Linked DNA regions of Mus musculus: region 2 is linked to region 1. A link is a loop called in an ENCODE intact Hi-C map of the cell type or tissue named here. Cell type or tissue: left cerebral cortex. All regions are shown on one strand.

What was found. Hi-C counts contacts between places; a loop is a spot of excess contacts. Peaks named below come from ENCODE experiments on the same cell type or tissue, not always from the same donor. Only the 100,000 strongest peaks of a DNase experiment are listed, where the experiment ranks them.
Region 2: a loop joins it to region 1, with 4 times the contacts of the local background. A loop is called at or near these places in 4 of 42 quality-filtered maps.

What each region holds. Positions count from the first base shown.
Region 1 is chr2:34,023,553-34,028,552 of GRCm38, reverse strand. It overlaps C230014O12Rik (RIKEN cDNA C230014O12 gene), which reads left to right. Exons shown (of 4, transcript NR_130173.1): 3 at 2,596-2,754. Among named protein-coding and RNA genes, the nearest start is that of Gm39793, 64 kb to the right of the region's middle. In left cerebral cortex, CTCF peaks have their summits at 1,536 (motif pointing right) and 2,652 (motif pointing left); DNase peaks (open chromatin) are centred at 1,005 and 2,648.
Region 2 is chr2:34,516,846-34,521,845 of GRCm38, reverse strand. It overlaps Mapkap1 (mitogen-activated protein kinase associated protein 1), which reads right to left. Exons shown (of 12, transcript NM_177345.4): 6 at 2,997-3,173. Among named protein-coding and RNA genes, the nearest start is that of Gm34178, 56 kb to the left of the region's middle. In left cerebral cortex, a CTCF peak has its summit at 2,109 (motif pointing right); a DNase peak (open chromatin) is centred at 2,102.

The sequences.
Region 1 (5,000 bases):
AAGTTTCAAGGCTCCCCCACTGAGGCTGGCTGTGTTCAAACTTTAGTGCTTGTTCTGGCTAGTTTTATTAAACCAGCTGGTTCGTTACTTTGGCACAAGCTAGAGACATTGGAAAGGAAGGAGCCTCAATTGAGAAAATGCCTCCATGAGGTTAGGATGTAGGCAAACCTGTAGTCAGTAATGTGGAGCATAAGCTAAATAAACCCTTCTTAATTAGTGATTGATGGGGGATGGGGTGCGGTGGGGAAGGCCCAGCTCATTGTGGGTGGTGCCATTCCTGGGCTGGTGATCCTGGGTTCTAGAAGAAAACGGGCTAAGCAAGCCAGTAAGCATCGTCTGCCCATGGTCTCTGCAATTAGCTCCTGTCTCCAGGTTCCAGCCCTGTTTGAGTTCCTGTCTTGACTCCCATCAGTGATGTATGATGTGGAGGCAGACCCTAAGTAAACCCTTTCCTCCCCAAGTTGGCTTGGTCATGGTAGTAAAGCATCTAAGACAGTAGTTTTCTTGCCTATCCTAAGGGTTCCATCCTCACGTCAGCTTAGAGCTGCTTCCCTCTGGATTTAATTAAAGTCCTGAGTCCCTGGGGTGCTGTGGCCCCTTTGGTACCAGACTGACCTCCTGCAGGCTCTCCTGAGCCTCTGTGCCTCTTAGTGCTTAGCCAAGTTTCTTTGGTCAACCATTGGACTAATGACTAGCCAGGCGTGGGCAGTCATGGAAGGCAAGATCTCAGCCCCGCCTAGGTTCGGAAGCCTGGCCAGAGAGGCACCAGTGCAGACATGGATTGGAATGCCAGGCCCCTTCTGAACCTCAAGCTTGCTGGAGAGGTGGGGTGACTTCATCTCTTGACTTCCCAGGCGGTTCCCTTAGCAACGGGGCCTCGCTTTGACAGCCGCCTTTGCAGACAGTCTGTTTTCCAGAGGGGGGCTCTTTACCCTACTGCCTTTCACTCATTAAGTGAGAGTCGCTGCAGGGGTGTGAAGCCCAGACTCCCTGCAGTCTCATAGAGCCAGAGCTGTACCCACAGCCCAGCCTATCCAGGCTGCCCCTGGAGCCAGCAGCCCACAGACTGATCCTGTCTCTACAGGTCTGTTGTCTGCCGCGCAACACACATCTTGTGGCTCCCACGGAACTGAAGCCGGCTTCTCTACCTTCACCCTCTGCCCCCTCCTTGCTTTTTCTACCTCCTGACTTCTCTCTTCCCACCAGCACACCTGCAATCCACCTGTCTTTCACACTCACATTAGCAGTTAAAGCGTCTGTGCTGACATTTGATGATCTTAATATAGGCCCTGGTGACAGAGGAACAAGAAGAGCACAGAGTTTGCGCATTGCTGGAGAGTAGACTCCTCCCCCCGAATCCCTGACTCCTCCCCACAGTCCCTGTCTGAGCTCAGAAATCTCCCCTTCCACATTGTGGGGAGGGCTTCAACAGGTCCCACAGACTGTGTGGCGTGTGATGGCTTTACCTCCTTCGTGTAGCCTTCTCCCTCCAGATGACCAAGAAGGATGATAATAAAACCTACCACCAGGGGTCAGGTTCATCGGGTGCCCCCTTTGTGCCCTACCCAGGGGGCATGTACCCCCAGGTTAGTGTTAGCATGCAGCTAGCAGTTACCCTACTTCACAGATTAGAAAAAGGAGCTTCGGACATACTTAAGGTTAGCTAACATGGTTAAAGGAGAGAGTACGACGGTGAGCTGAACACGTGCCATGCGTGGTTAGCTGGCCAGGAAGAGGGGTGGGTCACTGGGAAAGTAGGGGAGGGGCATCTTGAAGGACGCTGAGAGGGTGGAGACGGAAGGCAGAAATGGAGTCGCAGAGATGGTGAAGGAAAGTCACTACACTGGAGTGTCTCAAGAGGAGGGTGGAGTCAACGCTTCTGGGACTCAGAAGAACAGGGTCACGTGTCTGAGCAACACTGTTGGTGACCATGAAAGGCACAGTTGATGAAGGGGTAGAAGACACTAGATCTTCTAAGCAGTGGGCAAAGGTATTTACTGAGAGAACAGGGCCATCAGGGAGGCCATTCCCCTGGGAATTCTGGCCCTGGGGTACAGTAGGGAGAAACGGATACCTGAACCTCATGAACCGCTATTTGCTCGATCTGTAGGCAAAGAGCGTGTTGATGAGAGCCACCAGGACAGGACAGGGGCTCCAGTTTGGACTTGGTATGGTTGGGTGGGCCAGGAGAAAGTTCTACTACCTCTTACCCTCCAAAAGGAGGCAGGATGAAGCCCAATTGGAGGAGCTGTGACTTCAGCAGTCCCGGGAAAAGAGAGGGAGGGGTTGAGGAGCACAGAAGCTGTCCGAGTGTTTGTGACCTCTTCACCTCCTGGACACATACCCCAAGGAAAACAATTGAAAAGATGCAAAGTTTAATTTGGACACAGTTCAGCCCGTGGCTGGCTGGCGTCCATTGCTTTAGTCTGAGGTGGAGCAGGATATCGTGCCAAGTCTCTATGATAGAGGAGGCTGCTCACTTCATGGGGGCCAGCAAGCGCTGAGGGGATGGGGGGTGGGGGGTGGAGGGTGGGTTGCAAGGTCACAATATCATCTTCAAAGACTCACCCTTAATGACCTACTTCCTCCAAATAGACTCCACCTCCTAAAGGGTTCATCCACCTATCAATAGCGCCACCAGCTGGGGAACAGATGAACAACACCGGAACTCTGGGAATCCAGTTCAAATCTGACTGTATTGCCCGAGAGAAGAGTGTCAGGGAGGCAGGACTCAGAGGAATGCAGCTGCACCAGGTGATCTTGCCATCCTTTTGTAATGGCCACTATTCCACCCTTCCCCATTGAACAAGTAGAGTGGAGTGTGTCACAGGCGCTCTTAGAGCTACTGTGGAAGAGGTAATGCTCATTGCAACTGGTCCTCTGTGTGTGTGTGTGTGTGTGTGTGTGTGTGTGTGTGTGCGCGTGCACACATGTGTTTTCCAACTTTTCTTTTTGTTATTTTGTTTTTGTGTTCTTCCCTGAAGACCACCTCACATTGAGGCCACGTGTCTCTTTATAAATTCCACATCTAGTGACATCCCATCAGCAACTGAAGGCCTGCTGTGATGGGAGAATTTACACCACAGAAATTGCCCAGAGCCCCTTATCAGGGCTGCTTCCCCTGGGAAAACTGGTTGCTCAGTACTGCTCCTCATGTCTCAGAAAGCTTGCCTTGACTAATGCAGAAAGAAATATATACATATATTCTATTATCATATATATGTATGTAACATATATTCTATTACCATATATATGTATGTATGTATGTATGTATGTATATGATAAGATCAAAAGAAAGTAAAGGGGGCAATCACATTATGTGATTATTTACCTAGGAAATTTGAAAGAACAAGCAGGAACTATTACAATTAATCAGGAATTCAGTAAATGCTGACTTGAAAGAAATATTCAAAAAAATCAATGGCTTTGCTGTGTACTTACATTAATCACCCGGAATGTATGATGGGAAAAGATGACATTCACAATAGCCACAAAGACAGAAAATATCCAACAACAAGCTCAGTCATAAATGTGTGAGGCTAAAACTTCACATGAAAATGAGAATTGACTGCATAAAAGCACAGCCGGCTGGGCCGGTGGAAAAGAAGATTAAAAATTGTCAATTCCATTAAGATTAATCCATACATTTAATTCAGTTCCAATGAAATCCCAAATGTATTTTCTTGCAACATCAGTTCATTGGGAGTTATAAATAGACAAGAACGGCTAAGAACATCTTAATAAATGAAATTGATCAGGGCAGGAGGAGCTTCTGAGGTCAGACATTTAAATGCAGGTGTCGAGGTGTTCCGTTGCCCACTGTCCACGCTGTTCTAAAATAGCTCCCATCCACAGACTGAGTGAGTGAGCCTAGGAGAACACTTGGGCACGTGCACCAAGCCCAGCACCACAAAAGCTGGGCCTTGTGGGGCACACCGGTCACTCCAGCACTTGGGAGGTGGAGGCAGGTGAATCAAGGTTCAAGGTCATCCTTAGCTACATATGGAGTTCAGGGCCAGCTTGAGCTGCGTGAGACCCTGCCTCAAAAGGAAAACAAAAGTAAGCAAACACACACAGGGCTACACATGCCTCAGAAACACAACTACACACACTCACACACACATACACACATTTACACACATATACACACACTCACACACACATACACATACTCACACACATATATACACACTCACACTAACACATGCACACACATATATATGCACACCCACACACATGTACACACACTCATGCACACAGTAACACAAGCACACACATACACACTCACATACACACACTCACACACACGTGCATACACTAACACATGCACACACATACACACTCACATACACATACATTCACAGATACTCACACACATGTATATACACTAACACACATGCACACATACACACTCACATATGCACATATACATACACACAGTAACACACATGCACACTCACATACACATATATACATACATGCACTCACACACACACACACATATATATATATATATATACATATACACACATACACACACTCACAAACATATACACACATAACACACATACACACATATACACACACTCACACATATACACATACATACATACTAGCACACACATACATACACACGCTCACAACACTTCCAGTGAGTTAATAAGTGAATGAATAAGCCAAAACACCTTGCAGATTTATATAATAAGACAAAACAGTAAAATCGGCATAATTAAACAAATGAGCCGACGCAGGAAAATAACTGAGGTGTGCATAGCTATTTATTATATAATGAAAGTGGCATTTCAAATCAGTAGGGGAAACATAAATTATTTAATAAATAGTGCTAGAATAGTTGGTTAACCATTTGAAAAAATAAAGTTAGACAATTGGATGCATATTAGCAACTAGATCTATTAAGCGAGTTGTTGCCTGGATATGATCGGATGTGATGGACCAGTGAAACCCATGTGGAAGCCAGGTGTGGTGGCACAGGCCTGTGG
Region 2 (5,000 bases), 490 kb before region 1:
ATCCAGCTCTCCCTCTCTAAGGGCTGTTTTAATAAATCACAACAGGAACAGCAGCTAGCACAAAAGGTAACGCTTACCCACACCAGACATAGTTCCAAGCTTTCTATCTAATACCTACTACTGACCTGCAAGGTTGATAGCATTTATCACCATGTAACTAAGCCAGAAAAACTTATGGAATCCACCAGGATCAAACACATCAGTAAGGACAAGGTCAGGCTGGGAGCAGACTGGCTCCAAGGCCTTGATGACCTTTCCTGAATTGAGTAGTGGCTTGAAGGTCAGCCCTCAAAGAATGGGATCTCCCTGACAGGTAAGACCACACCAGTAGCCCTCCCTGACCATCACCCTTCATATGACATAGAGTCACGTGTAGGCTTGGGAACAGTGTTGTGCAGCCTTGGTTCTCACAGCTCCACATTGATCATAATAAAAACAGGGGCACGCCTTTAATCCCAGCACTCGGGAGGCAGAGGCAGTCGAATTTCTGAGTTCGAGGCCAGCCTGGTCTACAGAGTGAGTTCCAGGACAGCCAGGGCTACACAGAGAAACCCTGTCTCAAAGAAAAAAAAAAAAGGCAGTTTTCACAGTTGGCTCCTTAGTTTACTACTTACTGTCAAGCCTATTTTCCTAACACCTTCAGCTCAGGGTTTTTCCTGCTAGAGGAGACAGAGGTGGGAGGAAGAAAGGAAGGAAACAAAAAGGAGGAGCTAAGCTCTTCTCCCTTTGCTGACACAAACAAGACATGTCTCTGAAGACTCCTAACTAAAGGTCTCCCAGGCTTAGAATGTGGACCAGATAGGCAGGTGGGAGGCCACTCAGCCCAATACACACACAGAGTAAATAGTCTGCACTATTTCATCAGACACCTGAGAAAAAAGGCAGTTTCTTGATGCTTTTCTTCTAAGTTGGTACATCTTTCAGAAGGCTGCTTGAAAATGAAGTCAGAATTTGGGCTGAGGAATAAGTCAGTAGTGGAACACTCACCTCACATATTGTCCTGAGTTCAGGTCTCAGCACAAATATTAATTTGTACGCACTGACTAACAACCCTGCTTACTTAAAGGCAATGACCCTAAGAAGTACTTCAACAGGACACAGGAATCCAGAAGACTGTCGTTACTTAAGAAAATCCAAACCCAGCAGATAGCCCAGTACTCTGTGCACCTCATGTGTTCATGCTTAGGTGCTTAACACATTTATGGTTTTGGTCTTGTTGTTTTTCGTTTTTTTAACAACTGTGTTCTTATTAGGTAGTGATCTTCATGAGAAAATAAGATTTTTCTCTGCCTAGAAGATGTCTCCATCTAGATTTCTGGCACAAAGTAACTATAGATTACAGGAATTAAGAGTATTGAAACACGTAACACTATTACAGTGTTAGGCAAATATAATGTAACACACAAATGAAATTGTAATTGCTATATCCTTGGAAATGGTTACAGGAATCAGACAGCCTGAGGAGCTGTTCCATGTGTGAAATGCCTGCCGCTGGACACAGTGGTGCACATCTGGGGTGGGGGTGAGGACATGGACCAACACAGGCAGATCCTGAGAGCTCTCTGGCCAGCCTACCTAGACAAAAAATTTTAAGGGCCAGGTTTTTTGAGATATTGTCTAAGCCTAAGGTGGAAAAGCAACTGAAAAAGGTACTGGCCTCTGGTTTCACCTGTGTATGTATGCATGGGTCCATGTGAGGGTTATCTCAGTTTTATTAGGAAGGCAGAATCACTTCATAACTTTTAAATTATTTTAAAAACTATGTAATTTAAAATTATTCTAGGTGTTCTGTAAAGCTGTTGTTTTTGCACCTCAGAAATGAAAATGGGAGGGAAAATAATGCTCTTTTGTAGATCAAATCTGACTTGAGAGCAGACATGAGGCAGCCACTGGTGAGGCTGGAGAGGCTGCTCCCAGCTCACCCCTGGCACCTGAGTCTATTCCTGCTCAAGGGGAGAAAGACCTAGAATTCTCACACATCGCATGCTGCACAATCCAATCTTCCTAAGTCTCAGACAAAGGAGTCTGTCTGAAAGGGACAGGAGGAGCTCCTTCAGCGCAATCTCTCATGAGGACTACGAGAGTTTGCTGGTTTCAAACAGCAGGGGGTGCCAAAGGGATCACTATTAATCCCAGGAGATAGCCAGGAGAGGGAGATTAGAGGTGTAGGTTAGCCTCACTTAGGTTAGGCTCACCCGCAGCTGCACGGGTCCCACCTGCAGGCCTTAGCATTCCTCAATGGAAAGTGGAAGCAACAATTCAGAGCTGAATGAGCTGCTGCTGCAGATGATGCGCAGACATCTTAGCAACACCACTGTCTGCTACAAATAGTGCAGACTCCTGAGGCAGCAATACTTAGACTCATTGCTGCTCTGAATCAACAGGCTTTAAGAGCGATGGTTGGAACCCCTCTTGGGTCTTGTTAGGCAATCTATTAATAAAGGTAGATATAACATTACATATAGAGTTATTTAATGATCTGTTGATTTTCAATATAAGAGAGTCTTTTTATATTCCAATGAATTTTATTTTATGTACGTACACATACTTTTCTGAGAATGATGTTTTAAGGCTTTCCCAGATTGACAGAAGCACAGAGCAGGCAGAGTCTAATGGAAGGCAACAGAGGAAAAACAAAGAGAGTCTGAACCAGTTGGAGAGAAAAGTATTTTAAGTCACAATAGAAAAATGGCCACAATATGCATTTTCATTTAGGCTGGTGTCCTTGATTAGAAAGGGGCAAACCCAGATACTCCTTCCCAGGCTCCTAGTCACCACTGCTCACAGAGGTGACATCTGTAGACATGCTGTTCCCAGATCTATCACAGGCTGCACATGTCCTGCACATGTCCTAGGTACAGAAGCACAAAACAGCAATGCACATGTTCCCAAATTGTTCTGCAAGTAACCAGGTGAGCAGATGTTCCAGGTAACACACATAATTCCCCTGATAAACAAGGCTAGAAGGTCAGGTGACACACCAAGGAAGTACTCACATTCGAACAAAGAGCGACTCTTTGGAGGTCAGACCAGGAGAGGAGTATTTTTCAACCAGGGCCAAAGTACTGAAGCCAAACTTATGAATGGGCTCATTGGAATCCAGTGGCGGAAAATCCGTGTCGACCTCCCCATCATCCTCAGCAATATGCAGGCAGTAGGCACTGACATTGTCACTGAAAACAAAACCATAAAGGCAAGTGAGTGCTGCAGGAAGGGACATGTAACCAGACAGTATGGCCCAGCCAGCACATCAACCCTGCTGTTCTCTACCCTCAGTCCAGGATATGCTGAGCATCCCTAACACTTGTTAAAAAGACAAAAGTATCTTTTTCACACGTGTCATTTCTCTAACATTCACTGGACACTTATTAGAGATAAGACCTAGAACTAAGTCCTTGAGATGAAAAGTGAGATTTAATGTTGGCTCAAAGGAAGCTCATAATACAGAGGGGGAGTAAGCACTCCAGTACAGCACTACAGAATACACTGGCAAACAAAGGGAAAGGACTGCTGGAGAGGCCCTGATGCACACCCAGGGAAGCCTGGTAACTAAGACTAGCCGCAGACTTCCTTCCTTAAAAAGTAGCTGCTTCTTTGGGTAAGATCTGATTCCAAACACCATAGAACCTTAGCTGAATAAAAGCAAATGGCATGATTTACCCTGGTGCTCATACCTGGTCCTTGGACCACTTCTGGACACGTTCTGTTTCTCTATCATGTCCAGCCAGAAGTCTTGACCTTTTAGAATCAACAAACACCTTTCCCCTTGAGGGACAATAAAAAGGCAATTTATACATACTGATAGGACACTAACACAATTTACAAGTTAAAATTAGGGCTAGCTATAGTTGGTAGAGTGCTCATCGAGTATGTATAAAGTCCTGTGTCTAATCCTCAGCACTGCATAAATCAGATGTGGAGGATTTTAATCCCAGCACTTAGAAGGTAGAGGTAGAAGGATGACAAGTTCAAGGTTATCCTTGGCTACATAGCTAGCAGGCCTGGGATACACAAGACCTGTGACTGTGTAAATAAATGAATGCTGAAACCACTGGTGTGCTCCAGAGAGGGCTGGGAAATCACAAGCCTGCTAGCATGAAGGCAGGCAGCTTCAGAAGTATAATCTAATAGTTCAAAAGGCAGGAGAACTCTAAATTCTGCAGCTCAAATTTGGAATTTTAATTATGTGATTGATGCTTTAATTAATTAATTCCAAAGTGTATGCTAATTGTTTAATTGGTTGCTTGATCTATATAGATCATTTTTTGAATTAAATGAGTTGATTTACAAAGTTTATTGATTGGATGTGACAATGAATTATTGCACTGACTACCTGATTTGCAATTTTCCCAGTTAATTCACAATCTTTAGCTGCAACTCTGTGTACCGAGAGAGCCTAATTCAGGGAATCTACACTCAGTGTTTCTGTCAAGGCTGGGAAGTATTTATTGTATAAAACAGGTAATAGGGACAGATGAAAATTAATGGAAACATAAATCTGCTAAGTGGATTGATAACTTTACATTGTCACTTTACATTACATGTGTTTGCAATGTTGGTAAGAAAAAAGTTCCTGTCTGAGTGTGGGAACTCCTAGATTTTTACAGCAATCTGTCTATCACAAAGTGTGTGCAGAAATAGATGCTCTTTAGAGGCAAAAATGGCATGGGAGACCCAAGTTAAATTATCAGCTCCATGGCTCTTGGGCTACATGAGTTCAGAATAAGCATCAATAGTCCTATTTTCCATTTCTACATCCATAACAAGGTCCTAATGTCCTAATTCAGGATTAGATTCAGTGATGTATATAGATCCTATAGCAAGCACACAGAATCTAAAGATGAGATGACTATAGTAAGGTCAGATGGGAACCAGCTTAACGATGTACAGAGTAGCAACAGGGCAGCTCATTCTGGGCAGGTCTCTCTCTGAGTTTAATGGGGCTGCTATGCTGCAGTCTTGGGGCTGCTGTAGCTCTAGGGTTTTATAAGCAGGGCAGA